2 separate regions of the Homo sapiens genome follow, and region 2 is linked to region 1. Evidence: read pairs that join two places in POLR2A ChIA-PET (ENCODE). Cell type or tissue: MCF 10A. All regions are shown on one strand.

Region 1 (4,000 bases):
ACAAAATAAGAAAGGTCAAAACTTATTATTTAGGAAATAGAAGTGTCAATGTACATTCAAATGTTTACCCTGAAATGGAAAATTATTTTGGATGAAATATAGCAATACCGTACAATTTACCAAATCATAATGAACCCAAGGCATTTTTTAAACGAGCAATCTCCAACAAATTCCTTAAACCATTCTATTCCCGTAAATCAGCACTAAATAAGTTTTCCTTGCCACCAAAAAACGTCCCCAGAGGCAAAAGGTATGGAAGTACTACATTTCATAGCTCCCCTTCCTCGAAGACACAAAATTAAATACAAAGACACTAAGAATCCCGACCCAAATCCTTTAAGCATATGTAAAAGATCTACAGAAAGGCTAAATTGGGGGTGCTTTTTGGTTTTACAAGACAATTCACAGTAACACTGGCAATTTTAAAAGGGTGCATTTAAAGTACTTAAGCTTCCCCTAATTACTGAATAAAATAGGTCAGCATTTGTATTTCCCAACATCCTATTAAGAATAATTACAGTAGTCTACCATTCCTCTATATGCCTTCATTTTTTAAAAAATCCATAATCTTCCAATCCTCAGAATTCTGGCCGCAGAGGATAACTTACAGCACCTCTTTCTCAAGCCAGCAATCCCTTTTCCTAGTCCTTATGGGGTAAGAAACAGGCACTCCTTTCCCTTCAAACTAACCCAGGGGCCTGGGAAAGGGCAAAGCAAGCTGAAACAATGTCACCAGAACTTGGACCTAGAAACCAGAGCCAAGAAGGATGACATAACACTAGAGCGTTCCGCTTCTGCAAAATGTCTATCATTCTCTCCACTGCCTGCTCTCAGCAGCTCACACAAACGCCACAAAGATTGGGAGAAGGCAGTACAGCACTAGTATTCATTTGTATCAAGAAAGAGCAATTCACTTCATTACTCCGAGCGTCCGTTGTAGCCTGCTCCATCCAGAGGACCGGAGGCAGACTCAAGCAAGAAGGATGAAAAGAAAGAGCTGATGCTGCTATGAAGTGACCCCCTAGATGGGGACGTGAGCAGTGTCCCTTGTGACTCTTGGAACATCCAAATCGCTGCAATAAACAGCCGGGCCAGCAGGACAGCCTCTCCCACGCTGGGGACAGCCCGGAGCCCGCAGCCTAGTGGCTGACTTTCCTTCCGCTAAGTGGATGGGCGCCGGGGGGCGTTATTTACACCATTCCAAAATCTGGAACCTGGGGGTGTAGTTGTGGGTGAAAGAACGCCTAAGCAAAGTGGAAAAAAAATCCTTGAAAATTGATTCAAAACACAGAGCGTGGCTACTTTATTCTTCTGTAGTATGAGAAATTTCTTTTTCTTTTTCTTTTTTAGGACCACTGCAGCGGGATCTTGCAGTAGGGGAGAGAGAGTGGATTAACTCCCTGAGAAATTTCTCTCATGAAAGAAATCTATTACCATACAATAAGAAGCTCAAGATTTATTATTTAGGGGGGTAAAGGGGTCAATGTTGCGTTCATATGACTACTCTGACATCAAAAACTATTTTTGGATGAGATAGAGCATATTATGCAATTCTACAATGTATTTTTTTTTTTACAAGAGTAATCTTTAAAAAGAACTGGAGCTGGTCCAAGCGATTTCACCGACACAGAAGCCACGTTGTGCCCCCTCAATCCACCGCTCCCAGATACCCTGCAGTGTGAGGGATCATTCAAGAACCGCCGTCTCCCCAGACCCGCGTGCACAGCGCGGCGCGTCCACTGAGCCGGTCTAGGCTCGCAGGAGGCGCTGCCACTGCGAGGCCGAAACGAGTGTCCCGGAAAACGCCGGCCCGGCCAGGCGTTCTGCCGCTATTCGCTGACCGACTGGCACACCAGCCCATGCAACTTAGCGCTAAAGACCGGTAGCCTGGGGAATGACATTCACGGGGGGAATCCGAACCCCATTCCCGCGACGCGGGGACGCCAACGTGCGACGCCCTGCCGGCCCGCCCCTTCCTGCCCACCCACTGCCAACTGCCCCAGAGCACGGGCGAGAGCGCGGCATATAGGGCAAAGGCAGAGCTCACCGCTTCAGCGAGTCCAAAACCTGCGGTGCCCCGGCAGTCGCGGAATCCGGGCTCTGCGCGGCAGCCTGGGCTGCCGCCGGGGTGGTATTCCCGGCAGGAACGCCGTCCCGGGGCATCGCAGACGGCGCGCGCGGCTCTCTACGCGCCTCACACGCCTTGCACGCCGCCGCTTGAGCCTCAAGGCGCAGGACTCCGTGCGGCGGGACCCGCCCACCCCCGAGGCCAGCCAATGGACGCGGAGCGCGGGAAGCCGGGGGCGGGGCCCAGCTCCTCCCCTGCAGCCGAGCAACGCAGCAGGCTCCGCGGTCCTGCGCTCGCGCCCGCCCCACCAGGAGCGGTCTGGGATTGGGGGAGCACATTCCTCAAATAGAAGGTCTGTGAGGCCTAAGGTGTTCGGCACGCGCTGCTGCTTTTGCGGGAGTCTTTCTGTCCTTTTTAAGACTAATAATTTCTTCGCCTGCTGTTTACAGAACACCTATTTAGGGCCAGCCACAGTGCTTGGGGACACATGGAAATAGGAAAAAGCTTCCACTTAGAGGATCTCCCAGTCATTCCGGTGGATGAGCAGATATGAAAACAGGTAATTAGGGGAGCCCACATAAGGCACATTCCAACGTCAAAAAACGTGTAGGGGTGGCGCCTGCCTGTGGTCCCAGGATGAACCTGTTTTGGATTAGGACACACCCCAGAGGACAACTTCGCTATTTCTGTGTCCACCTCACCTAAACCTGGCAAAGCAGGCACACGGGGAGGAGTCCAGACAGGTGACAGGAAACTATTTTCTGATTTAAGGAACACGGAAAAAGGAACAAGGGAAAAAGTGAGAAAAACTTGGGAGGCTGAGGCAGGAGGCTGAGGCGGGAGGCTGCAATGAGCCATGATCGCACCACTTCACTCCAGCCCGGTGTCTTAAAAAAAAAAAAAGCCTTGTTGTGATATGGGGCAGGGTGTGGGGCACGAGGAGATTTCGGCCAGAGGACAACTAAGAGATTTGTTACCCTGGAATTCTGGTGGCCGTTATTCGCAATGGAGAACAATGCACGTTCATTTTCTTTTTTTCTTCAACTTTTAAGTTCAGGAGTACATGTGCAGAACGTGCAGGTTTGTTATATCGATATACATGTGCCATGGTGGTTTGCTGCACCTACCAACCCATCGTCTAGGTTTTAAGCCCTGCATGCATTAGGTATTTGTCCTAATGCTCTCCCTCCCCTTGCCCCCCACCCCCCCAACAGATCCCAGTGTGTGTTGTTCCCCTCCCTGTGCCCATGTGTTCTCAATATTCAACTCCCACTTATGAGCGAGAACATACAGTGCTTGGTTTTCTGTTCCTGTGTTAGTTTGCTGAGGATGATGACTTCCAGCTTCATCCATGTCCCTGCAAAGGATATGATCTCATTCTTTTTTATGGTTGCATAGTATTCCATGGTGTATATGTTACCACATTTTCTTTATCCGGTCTATCATCGATAGGCATTTGGATTGGTTCCATGTCTTTGCTATTGTAAATAATGCTGCAGTAAACATACGTGTGCATGTGTCTTTATAGCAGAATGACTTATATTCCTTTGGGTATATACCCAGTAATGGGATTGTGAGTCAAATGGTATTTCTGGTTCTAGATCCTTGAGGAGTTGCCACACTGTCTTCCACAATGGCTGAACTAATTTACATTCCCACCAACAGTGTTGTGTGATCTTATTTCTGAGTTCTTTATTCTGGCCCATTGGTCTATGTGTCTGTTCTTGTACCAGTACCATGCTGTTTTGGTTACTGTAGCCTTGTAGTACAGTTTGAAGTCAGCTAATGTGATGCCTCCAGCTTTTTTTTTTTTTTTTTTTTTTTTTTTGCTTAGGATTGTCTTGGCTATTTGGGCTCTTTTGGTTCTGTATGAATGTTAAATAGTTTTTCTAATTCTGTGAAGAATGTCAATGGTAGTTTAATGGGAGTAGG
Region 2 (4,000 bases), 92 kb before region 1:
AAAACACACACATACACAAAGAAAACCTTACAGGTGAGATATACATATAGCTTTTTACTTAACAGAAAGCTCATCCTTAAAGGGTAATTTAAAGTAATTCTATAGATATTATCTACGATCATATGAACTGAAGCACAGAAATGATCTAGAAAAATTAAAGTTACAAAACTTGATACTTCTAAGGAAGTAAAGGCCCAAAGAATGTACACTATACGATTTTGTTTATGTAAAGTTGAAAACAGGCAAAACTCAACTATGGCATTAGAAATCAAGTTAGTGTTTACTTGTGAGAAGAAGGGAGGGTGTAAGAATTGGGAAGAAGCAAGCAAGGGACTTCCAGATACTGTCAAATGTTCTCTTTTGTGACCTAGGTACCAGATTCACAGATGTTTGCTATTTTTGTGTTATATATGGCAAGTATTTTCTCCTAGTCGTCGTTATTTAATACTGTATATAGCACCATACATGTATGAGGAAGTTTTAATTTCAACATACTTGAATTAATGCACATATAATGTGTTGAGCTAACATTTATGTTTCTATGCCTATTTCTATATGTGTGCCATACTTAAACAAAAAAGTTAAACTAAAACAACAGTGATAAAACATTTAAGACCTAAATCCAGATTACCTGTGCTTTTTTCTTTCCTGGAACACATATTTTCACACTTTTTCCTTTTATCGTAAGAGGTGTTGTTTCAATGTACTTCATAATTGCAGTAATTGCCTCTTTAAATTCCATTTCTAGGTAAGCCTAAAATGAAATTTATTCCATCTTTAGTCACAAATCTATCTTTAAAAGTTCCTGCATTTTAAAATGGGCTTAATCCTTTCTTTTGTAACATCAAACTATGAAACTACCTCAAGTCATGGTTGCTTTTGCCTGTTTTTATTTTGGTCAAGTATAATTTGATTAAGGATGTTTCACACATTAAATGGACATTTAACCTTACATAATTTCTATACCACTACCAAGATAAAAAAAAATCCAGGCAGGCTCATGGAAGAAGAGGAAATGAGAAGGCAGGGCTCACTGAACAACAGGAGGGAAGGGAAGATATGGTCCAGCTTGTGGTAGGTCTGACATTTTAAAGGCTTCTTGCAACAAAGACAACACTATCACTATGTTCCCTGTCCTGACTCACAAACTTTTTAAAAAAATTAAGACAGAGGTCTTGCTATGTTGCCCAGGCTGGTCTTGAACTCCTGGCCTCAAGCGATCCTCCAGCCTTGGCCTCCCAAAGTACTGGGATTACAGACTTCAGCCACCACACCCAGCCTTAACTCACAAAACTTTTTTTTTTTTTTTTTTTTGAGACGGAGCCTTACTCTGTTGCCCAGGCTAGAGTGCAGCGGCGCCATCTCTAGTCACTGCAACCTCTGCCTCCCGGGTTCAAGAGATTCTCCTGCCTCAACCTCCCACGTAGGTGGGATTACAGATGTCTGGCTAATTTTTGTATTCTTAGTAGACACGGGGTTTCACCATGTTGGTCGGGCTGGTCTCAAACTCCTGATCTCAGGCGATCCACCTGCCTCAGCCTCCCAAAGTGCTGCGATTACAGGCACAAGCCAACACGCCCAGCCTTAACTAACTATTTTATGTTGTGCTTATGTGAAGAACTGTTCACAGTTCTTAACTTTATCATGTGAGTTATAGGAATATAACCCACAGAAAATACTTAACCATACAAAGGAAATAATTTGTTTTAGTATTATCTAACTGGTGTTCTAAAGTAATGACTGGCAAACTATGGCATACTACCTATTTTTGTAAATAGTTTTTTGGACACAGCCATGCTTGCGCATTTACATATTACTTATAGCTGTTTTTGTACTAGAATGCCAGAGCACAGTAGTTGAGATCCTACAGATGGCTTATAAAACCAAAAATATTTAGCTGGCCCTTTACAGAAAAAGTGGGCAAACACTTATTTTAAAGGATATAAAACATTATTTTGCGGCCTTGCTTATTCACATCCAGACATTTATATAACTCTCAAAGAACAATTATATATGCAGTACAAGCAGCTAAGGAACACAACAGCAATTTATAGAATCATTAAAGCAATCACTTTGTATGAATTTTTGCCACAGACTAAATGACTCACCTCTTTTCTATATGGAACAATTAGGACATCATTCACTTTCCCAAATGGTTGAAATAATTTTCTCACATCTTCTTCAGTACAACCATCCTCTGGTAATTCAGTTATAAGAAGAACCGAACCATAATGCAATGACTGTTCTTTCCGAAGCTATTTTTGGAGTGAAAGAAAATTTAAAATAAACCAAATTAAGCTACAATGTACAGTAATAATTTCCTATATAATTTCTTCTACCACTAATATTAGTACACTAAAGGGTCTTTTCCATATTTTTTACCCATTTTTCTTTTTCCTTCACCACCTCCTTTACGCATTTTTAAATCACGATTTTAACACTTTAATAAGATTTTAAATGCAAAAGTGGTAAGAAATGTTATTTATATTTTTTAACCCAGAAATGGTTTACAGGTGCTCTTTTCTGTTGATAGCATCTTATAGCAAATAAGATCTATGGAATGTTCCAAGGCCATTAGAGAGAATTTTTCTATGAAACTACATGGCCCACCAACAAGTAAAGCTGAAATTACAGCTTTGCTTACCCCCTCTGTTCTAATAATTGGAAATGATCTCTAGACAGGTATAATATTTTTAAAAATTCATATATAATGCATACCATTTGAATACACTGTAGTATCAACTTTACCGCTTACGTTAAAAATTACAGCCAGGCATGGTGGCTCATGCCTGTATCCCACTGCTTTGGGAGGCCAAGGCAGAAAGATCGCTTGAGGCCAGGAGTTTAAGACCAGGATGGGCAACATACTAAGACTCTATATTTTTAAAAAAAAAAAAAGGCCAGGCCTGGTGGCTCACGCCTGTAATCCCAGCACTTTGGGAGACCAAGGTGGATAGATCACAAGGTCAGGTGTTCGAGACCAGCCTGACCAACACGGTGAAACCCCGTCTCTGCTAAAAATAAAAAAAATTAGCCAGGCGTGGTGGCACACGCCTATAATCCCAGCTGCTCAGGAGGCTAAGGCAGGAGGCAGGAGAATCACTTGAACCTGGGAGGCGGAGGTTGTGTGAGCCAAGATCACGCCACTGCACTCCAGCCTGGGTGACAGAGCGAGACTCTGATTCAAAAAAAAAAAAAAAAAAAATTAAAACACCCAGCTGGGTGTGTTGGCGCATACCTGTAGTCTTCTACCTGGGAGCCTGAGGCAGGAGGATACTTGAGCTCAGGAACTTGAGGCTGCAGTGAGCTATGACTGTGCCACTACACTCCAGCCTGGGTGAGAAAGCGAGACCCCCATTTCTCTTATTTTTTACTAAATAAGAAAACTTAAAAAAAAAAAAGTTCCACTGCCACCACCTAGAAGTCTTGAAACAAAATGAAAAGAACTTCATATTATGAGACTAACTCAGCCTCTTCAAAATTTTCCCTATACTCAAAAATTTCTTCCCAATGCTCTTCAAAATTCTGTTAATTACTGGTTGATTATCAGAAGTTTATCCTTCTAAATGTAAGTTCTTTGGGGCAGGGAACAGCACTTACTGAAAGTCTTTCATGTATTTAAATACTGTTGAGAGCAATGCATTCCATACCTAAATACTTGAAGACTTATTAATATTAAAATATACAAAATATTTGATATTGGGCCTATTAGGATTTTCTCTGAAGATAGTCTCTTGATGTTTTAATATATTAATAGTGATTTAATAAACACATACAATAAAACAATACCTTAGTATCGTAACCAGTAGGTTACAGTCAAAATAACACTAATAAATCAGTACCAAAGTATAAATTTTACACTGTACAACAGAGTATTTGACTTCTGAACTGTACCACAAAAAGTATAGAACAGATGAATAATGATCAATTCTCAGGAGAGGCTCACTCTTATACCTTACTAAAAAAGATTACAAAAGCTCAATAATGCTGCTGGTGATTA

The links. Peaks named below come from ENCODE experiments on the same cell type or tissue, not always from the same donor. Only the 100,000 strongest peaks of a DNase experiment are listed, where the experiment ranks them.
Region 2: POLR2A ChIA-PET joins it to region 1 with 6 read pairs; 2 of 35 experiments call an interaction of 5 or more read pairs at or near these places.

Annotation. Positions count from the first base shown.
Region 1 is chr2:71,274,802-71,278,801 of GRCh38, reverse strand. LOC105374797 (a long non-coding RNA gene) reads left to right here and starts at 1,987. Exons shown (of 3, transcript XR_940233.2): 1 at 1,987-2,420; 2 at 2,518-2,627. RefSeq lists an enhancer at 853-962 and a silencer at 2,164-2,403. In MCF 10A, a CTCF peak has its summit at 1,170; DNase peaks (open chromatin) are centred at 1,791 and 2,241.
Region 2 is chr2:71,366,637-71,370,636 of GRCh38, reverse strand. ZNF638 (zinc finger protein 638) reads right to left here. Exons shown (of 28, transcript NM_014497.5): 7 at 2,109-2,255; 8 at 632-754. Among named protein-coding and RNA genes, the nearest start is that of ZNF638, 37 kb to the right of the region's middle. In MCF 10A, no CTCF peak of the experiment used is centred here; no DNase peak of the experiment used is centred here.